Linked DNA regions of Homo sapiens: region 1 is linked to region 2. Evidence: read pairs that join two places in POLR2A ChIA-PET (ENCODE). Cell type or tissue: Panc1. All regions are shown on one strand.

Region 1 (4,000 bases), 79 kb after region 2:
TGGTCTCGAACTCCTGACCTCAGGCGATCCACCCACCTCAGCCTCCCAAAGTGCTGGGGATTACAGGTGTGAGCCACCGCGCCTGGCCTTTTTTTTTTTTTTTTTTTTTTGAGACAGAGTCCCGCTCTTGTCGCCCAGCCCAGCGTGCAAGGTGCAATCTCGGCTCTCTGCAACCTCCGCCTCCCAGGTTCAAGCATCTCCTGCCTCACCCTCCCCAGTAGCTGGGATTACAGGCGTGCACCACCATGCCTGGCTAATTTTTGTATTTTTAGTAGAGACAGTGTTTCGCCATGTTGGCCAGGCTGGTCTCGAACTCCTGACCTCCAGTGATCCACCAACCTCAGCCTCCCAAAGTGCTGCGATTACAGGCATGAGCCACTGCGCCATGCGAGCATATAAAGATCATTTCTGACAGAGATAAGTAATTGTGGGAAAAACAACAAAATAATGTGAACCAGCGACATGGAAAGGACTATTTTAGATACGGCTGTTAGAAAGGACTCTCAAGACAGGCACAATGGCTCACGCCTGTAATCCCAGCACTTTGGGAGGCCGAGGCAGGTGGATCACCTGAGGTCAGGAGTTCGAGACCAGCCTGGCCAATATGGTGAAACCCCGTCTCTACTAAAAATACAAAAATTAGCCAGGCTTAGTGGTGGGCACCTGTAGTCCCACCTACTTGGGAGGCTGAGGCAGGAGAATTGCTTGAACCCAGGAGGTGGAGGTTGCAGTGAGCCAAGATCATGCCACTGCACTCCAGCCTGGGTGACAGAGCGAGACTCTTGTCTCAAAAAAAAAAAAAAAGAAAAAGAAAGGACTCTCTGAGGAACTGAGGTCTAAGCAGAGAACTAGGTGACAAGAAGGAGATCTAAAGGAAGTGACTTCTAAGCAAAGGCAACTACTACAGGCAAAGAATCTCCGGCAGAAAGGAGCTTTCCCCACACACAGCTTGAACCTAGAAGGTTGAGACTTCCCACAGCCCATGCTGCTGTCCCAAGAAAGCATAAACAATTTTAGCCGGTCCAGTGATACCTGGGTCTCCCAGGAAGAAGCCTCCAAGAGGACCTTTTGCCAAAGTTCTGCCGTGGAGGAAGGCCAGGGAATGCCTAGGGATGGGTGCACAGACAGGTTTTAGACTCAGATTCTAACCAATTCTGGCTCCAGGCATTGTTGGCTGAGCGACGACAAGAAAAATCACTGAGCCTGTTTGCCCAGCTATAAGATGGGATCAACAGCCCCAATTTCCTAGGGTTGTTGTGAAGAATAAGTGAGCTAATGGATGTCAAGTGCTTAGCATAGCAAACTCTAAATGGTACTGGTGATGGCAATGGTGGTATACTAGCAAAAAGGACATCAGACACAAAGAATTATAGTCAATATTATTAAAAATTAACAAACAGTATCCAATATACTAAAGTGCATAAAGAGCGTATCTTTAGTCGTAGGGAAGTGACAAATTGGTTCAAGTAGGACCTCTTCCCAGGTCACACTAGAAGAAAGGGAATTAGTCCCTTTTACTTGACAAGGTAGGGAAGGAGGGAGGAAAGGCAGAAGAGGTAAGGAGGAAGAAAAAGAAAGGAAGGAAGGAAGGGCAGGCAAGAATGAAAAGAGGGAAGAAGCCAGGCACGGTGGCTCACGCCTGTAATCCCAACACTTTGGGAGGTCGAGGAGGGCGGATCACCAGAGTTCAGTAGTTTGAGACCAGCCTGGCCAACATGGTGAAACCCCGTCTCTACTAAAAATACAAAAAATTAGCCGGGCGTGGTGGCAGGTGCCTGTAATCCCAGTTACTCAAGAGGCTGAGGCAGGAGAATTGCTTGAGCCCAGAAGGTGGAGGTTGCAATGAGCCAAGATCGAGCCACTGCACTCCAGCCTGGCGACAGAGCAAGACTCTGTCGTAAAAAAAAGAAGAGTGAAGAAAGAAATAGGCCTCAAAACTTCACCCACTTTCTTCCCAGATACTTGAAATGCTTTCTGCAAGAGTCAAGCTTTGCCTTCCATAATTAAAATGCAAAGAGACAGCAAACATGAGTTGAGTTTACTCATTCCAAACTACTGAGAATGAGTCGATTAAATCAGTGGATTTTCCCAGAAGCAGTGGAAAGGGCCTGTGCCAGGGTTGGCCCTAAAATGTATCTGCTGTATGACCTTTCGCATATTACTCAATTTCACTGAGCTAATCATCTTACCCTTACAAGTTCCTTCTCCTTTTGTCCCCATCAAATAAGCCCTCAAGATTGGCAAGTGTGCCAAACTAGAAACATGGGCACTTCCCTTACCTCCTTCTCCTTCCCTCACCTCCCACACTCGGACAACATTTTGTAGGACCTGCTTCTAAGTCTCAGCCATTGCCAAGTGGATGCCCAGTTCAGCCCTGCATCAGTTCTAATCTTGATTACTCCAGCAGCTCTTGACAGAGCTCCAATCCTCCAGCTATACCTTCCCCAGATCCAAATCAATACTGTCTCATGAGATGACATCTTCTCAGTGGTTATTTTATGACAAATACTATTCTAAGATACATATATACACACAATTCTAAGATATATATATATATATATATATATACACTATTCTAAGATATATATGTATATACTATTCTAAGATAGATAGATAGATAGATAGATAGATAGATAGATAGATAGATAGATAGATAGATAGATACTATTCTGGTATATATATACATATATATAAAAACTATATCAGCCCATTTAGTGTCTACCTCTTAGGTTTGTAATGAGGATTATTCCCATTTTATGGATGTGAAAACTGAGGTTCACAAAGTAAGTTTCCCAAATACCAAGGCTAGTCAGGTATTGGGACAAGGAATTGAACCGAGGTAAGGCTGACTCCAGTTAATTACACTGTTGCCAATCTTCATCACTGCTGCTACAGTGATATTTCTAAAATGTAAGTATGATCATAAGACTTCTATTTTAAAACAGTTCAGGCCGGACGCGGTGGCTCACGCCTGTAATCCCAACACTTTGGGAGGCTGAGGCAGGTGGATCACAAGGTCAGGAGTTCAAGACCAGCCTGGCCAACATGGTGAAACCTCGCCTCTACTAAAAATACAAAAATTAGCCGGGCATGGTGGCACACGCCTGTAATTCCAGCTACTCAGGAGGCTGAGACAGGAGAATCGCTCGAACCCAGGAGGTGGAGGTTGCAGTGAGCCAAGATCGCGCCACTGCAGTCCAGCCTGGGCAACAGAGCAAGGCTCTGTCTCAAAAAACAAAAACAAACAAACAAAAAAAACAGTTCAGCGGCTCCCCTACAGAACCATATTCAAGGTACTCAGCGCAGCATTTGGGCCATTAGTGAGTTAGCCATTATAACCAAGCCAAAAGAAACTCTCTTTTGGAGCTTAAAAGGAGAGAAGCAGGCAAGCTTTAGCAGAGGGGCTGTGGGACACAGCGGTTATGAGCCAGAACTCTGGAATAAGAGTGCCTGAGTTTGGACCTCAGCCCCACCACTTTCCAGATAAACTTGCACAAGTCATTTCCTCTCTGAGCTTCAGGCTCCCCATCTGTAAAATGAGGATATCACCAGCACCTACTTCAAACCATCATATAGGTGTTGTGAAGATAAAAGTTATTAGCACAGGTCAGGCCCGGTGGCTCACACCTGTAATCCCAGCACTTTGGGAGGCTGAGGCAGGCGGATCACCTGAGGTCAGGAGTTTGAGACCAGCCTTGTCAACATGGTGAAATCCCGCCTCTACTAAAAACACAAGAATTAGCCAGGCGTGGTGGCATGCGCCTGTAATCCCACCTACAGGGGAGGCTGAGGAAGGAGAATCGCTTGAACCCAAAAGGCAGAGGTTGCAGTGAGCCGGGATCACACCATTGCACTCCAGCCGGGATGACAGAGCGAGACTCCGTCAAAAAAAAAAAAGTTATTTAGCAGAGCCTGGCACACAATAAGCTTGCAGGGTTACTACTGTTCTTGCTGGGCATGGTGGCTCATGCATGTAATTCTAGCATTTTAGGAGGCAGAG
Region 2 (4,000 bases):
AAAAAAAAAAAAAAAAAACAAAAAAACAGACAAAACACAGCCAAATGTTAGCCTAAAAACCAACCATATCAACAATTACATTTAGGCCAGAAATAGTGGCTCACACCTGTAATCCTAGCACTTTGGGAGGCCGAGGTGGGCAGATCACCTGTGGTCAGGAGTTCGAGGCCAACCTGGTCAACACGGAGAGACCCTGTCTCTACTAAAAATACAAAAATTAGCTGGGCGTGGTGGCACACTCCTGTAATCCCAGCTACTCGGGAGGCTGAGACATGAGAGTTGCTTGAACCCAGGAGGCAGAGGTTGAAGTGAGTGGAGATCAACCACTGCACTCCAGCCTGTGTGACAAAGCAAGATTCTGTCTCAAAAAAAAAAAAAATTATAAATGTGTATGCATCTAAAAGATCTTCAAAATACACAAAGCAAAAATGACAAAATTAAAGGGAGAAATGAACAAATCCACAATAACAGAGATTTTAACAACCTAACAACCTTCTCTTAGAAATTGACAGAACTAGACCAAAAGGAAAAAAACCCCACAAAAATCAATTTATCAGAGAAACACCATCAACTACCTTGATCTAACTGACAGATACAGAACAAACACATGACAACGGTAAAATACACATTCTTTTCAAGTGCATATGAAACATTCACCAGGACAGATCATATGCTGGACCATAAATTAAATCGCAACAAATATAAAAAGATTGAAATCCTACAGAGTATGTTCTCTGACCACAGTAAAACTATATTAGAAATCAATAGCAATAAGGTATCTACAAAAACATAAAATACTTCAAACTGAAACAACATACTTCTAAGTAACCCATGGTCAACAAATAAATCACAAGATATATTAAATTGAACAAAAATAAAAACACAACGTATCAAAATGTGTAGGATGCTGCTAAAGCAGTTCTCAGTGGGAAATGTATAATTTCATTATTTATTTATTTATTTAGACTGAGTCTCGCTCTGCTGCCCAGGCTGGAGTGCAATGGCATGATCTTGGCTCACCGCAACCTCCGCCTCCTGGGTTCAAGCAATTCTCCTGCCTCAGCTTCCCGAGTAGCTGGGACTACAGGTGCCTGCCACCATGCCCAGCTAATTTTTGTATTTTTAGTAGAGTCGGGGTTTCACCATGCTGGCCAGGCTGGTCTCGAACTCTCCACCTCAGGCAATCCACCCACCTCGGCCTCCCAAAGTGCTGGGATTACAGGCATGAGCCATCGCGCCCAGCCAGAAATTTATAACTTTAAATACTCATATTAGGAAGAAAGATCTTTTCACCAGGTAATGAAAAAAAAAAGGAAGAAAGATCTAAAATCAATTAGGTAAAGTTCTAGAAAAAATTGAAGGAAGAAAGCAAGATCAAAACAGAAATCAATTATATTTTTAAAAATAAACAATAGAGAAAATTGAAGTAAAAAGTTAGTTCTTTGAAAACAAAATAGATAAAGCCCTAGTCATACTAAGAGAGGGAACACAAATTATCAAAATCAGAAATGAAAGGAGCATAACATTAAAATGATAAGGGAATATTAATAAAAGGTGAAAAACAACAACAGAAAAGTCATTTTTTTTTTTTTAGTTCACAAAGCATAAGCAAAAGTGTATATAAAAAGAGGATTAATTTAACTCTAAATATGAACCTTCCACAGTCGAAATCTCTTGTAATTCCACAAGGGGAGAAGTCGGTTCTGTTTTCATCGTGTTTTCTCCCATTGATGGGCAGTTCAACTCCAAGCCTGCAGCCCCGGATCCATCCCCAAAGGAGTGGCAAGTCAGTGCAGATGAGACCTGGCCAGCTTCCAAAGCAGACTTCAACTGACCTAGAAGAAAAAAAGAAAGTTTGGGGGAAATATACATGTATGTAATTCTGAAATCAAAAGTCCTACAACAGTCTAAGAAAGCCAGGGACTTTTTAGAGGAAGGAATTAATCTAAAACATAAAAGCATACATTCACAGGTTCCCATACATACAGGCTGGCTTGTGAGCTTCTCAAAGAAAGAGGTTAAAGTGAAAGGAAAAATAGCTGGAAGTATAAACACAAAGGCACGAATGAGATGGCAGCAGAGAGAGAGAAGCAGGGCTCTTCGAACAGTGTACCTCCAGGCCAACACTGAACGGTAGATAAGCAAAACCAACCACAAATGCATCCAGAAAGTATGTCTATTGAATAAATCATCAGTGAAGAGCAATACATTATAAAAACACTGCAGCACATTCAATAGTTTGATTTCAAGACAATTTAATACTTGTGGAAGGCAGAACATAATGATTTACATTGATTCTCACTAAATAGGAACCAGGTTGGCAAGACAATTCCTGAACAGACTGACTCACCTTCTTCAGATTCCTTGGTACTAGACAACGTGTCTTGCAAAGGATCCGTATCAACCAAATCTGATACAACCAAGTCAGGATCTAGGATCTCATGGGTCCCATTAGTGGACAGCCTGGAGGAACGTCTCCTCGATAAGTCTTTGTCAGTGTTTTCCGAGTAGTTTTTTGACTTTTCCTGGGCTATTAAACCATTAAGAGAGTTGTAGTCAAGAGACCAACAAGAAGAAATAACTGTGCTACTACAGATTTCAGGGCTGGATGTCTCTAAAAGGACTTTACAGAGAGACTACTGGAATGTTAGAGTAGTGATAAAAGGAAATACCCTTTACTAGTTTACAGTTTTAAGTAAGGGAAAAGTGTCCCTGCCAGGATAGAATTTCACTTCTTTAAGGATTCATGGTCTGAAAACATGTGCTAGGTCATGTCCGAATCTTGACAACTATGTTCTATTTTGGGGCTTCCCAAATGTACTAACTTGCAAAGTCGACTTAAAAAGGTTTATAAGAGCCTTACTTAGAGCTATCACAAATCCTTTTTGGAGCCAACAGGATACTATTTTATTTTAAATTTATTTAAACATTTGAGCCAACTCACTCCAGAGGGTATTTTTTTAAATCAATAAATAGTATTTTATTTTGTATTTTTATTTTTTATAGGACAGAGTCTCACTCTATCACCCAGGCTGGAGGGCAGTGGCACAGTCTTGGCTCACTGCAACCTCTGCCTCCCAAGTTCAAACAATTCTCCTGCCTCAGCCTCCCAAGTAGCTGGGATTACAGGCACCCGCCACCACACCCGGCTAATTTTTTTTTTTTTTTTTTTTTTTTTTTTGAGACGGAGTCTCGCTCTCTCGCCCAGGCTGGAGTGCAGTGGCGCGATCTCGGCTCACTGCTAGCTCCGCCTCCCGGGTTCATGCCATTCTTCTGCCTCAGCCTCCTGAATAGCTGGGACTACAGGTGCCTGCCACAACACCCGGCTAATTTTTTATATTTTTAGTAGAGATGGGGTTTCACCATGTTAGCCAAGATGGTCTCAATCTCCCGTCCTCATGATCTGCCCACCTCAGCCTCCCAAAGTGCTGGGATTACAGGCGTGAGCTACCGCGCCTGGCCACACCCGGCTAATTTTTATATTTTTAGTAAAGATAGGGTTTCACCATGTTGGCCAGGCTGTTCTCAAACTCCTGACCTCAGATGATCCACCCACCTCAGCCTCCCAAACTGCTGGGATTACAGGCATGAGCCACTGCGCCAGGCCAATAAGTAGTATTTTTAAAGTTTCACTCTGCATATGAAACCCATCCCTTCCTAAGCCATTAAATTTCCAGTGGCATCCAAATCAAATGTGATTTATGGATATGGAGATGATACCACAGAACCCAACATTAGTACAGTTTGTGCTTTGGGATTTATTTTTCTTCTAGCAAAAACTCCTTCTGATCCAACTGCATCCAACTCACATTACCTCATGTGACCAGAGACAAACATTAGAGCCTATAGGGAATGGGGGACAGGATGAATATAGAGGAAGTTGACCCAAACAACGTCAAATTCTAGCCACACATAAACAAACTGTAGACTCACATGAATTTTTGTCAAGCCGAGGACGTTTTAATGGGACTTCACATCCTTTTGATATTTTCCTTCTTCT

What was found. ChIA-PET counts read pairs that join two places held together with the same protein. Peaks named below come from ENCODE experiments on the same cell type or tissue, not always from the same donor. Only the 100,000 strongest peaks of a DNase experiment are listed, where the experiment ranks them.
Region 1: POLR2A ChIA-PET joins it to region 2 with 6 read pairs; 14 of 35 experiments call an interaction of 5 or more read pairs at or near these places.

What each region holds. Positions count from the first base shown.
Region 1 is chr20:35,790,106-35,794,105 of GRCh38, reverse strand. The region is part of intron 1 of PHF20 (PHD finger protein 20); the gene reads right to left. Among named protein-coding and RNA genes, the nearest start is that of PHF20, 20 kb to the right of the region's middle. In Panc1, no CTCF peak of the experiment used is centred here; a DNase peak (open chromatin) is centred at 2,148.
Region 2 is chr20:35,869,485-35,873,484 of GRCh38, reverse strand. It overlaps PHF20 (PHD finger protein 20), which reads right to left. Exons shown (of 18, transcript NM_016436.5): 7 at 3,934-4,000; 8 at 2,351-2,530; 9 at 1,656-1,835. Among named protein-coding and RNA genes, the nearest start is that of SCAND1, 83 kb to the left of the region's middle. In Panc1, no CTCF peak of the experiment used is centred here; DNase peaks (open chromatin) are centred at 1,944 and 2,324; H3K4me3 peaks cover 733 bases; H3K27ac peaks cover 1,494 bases.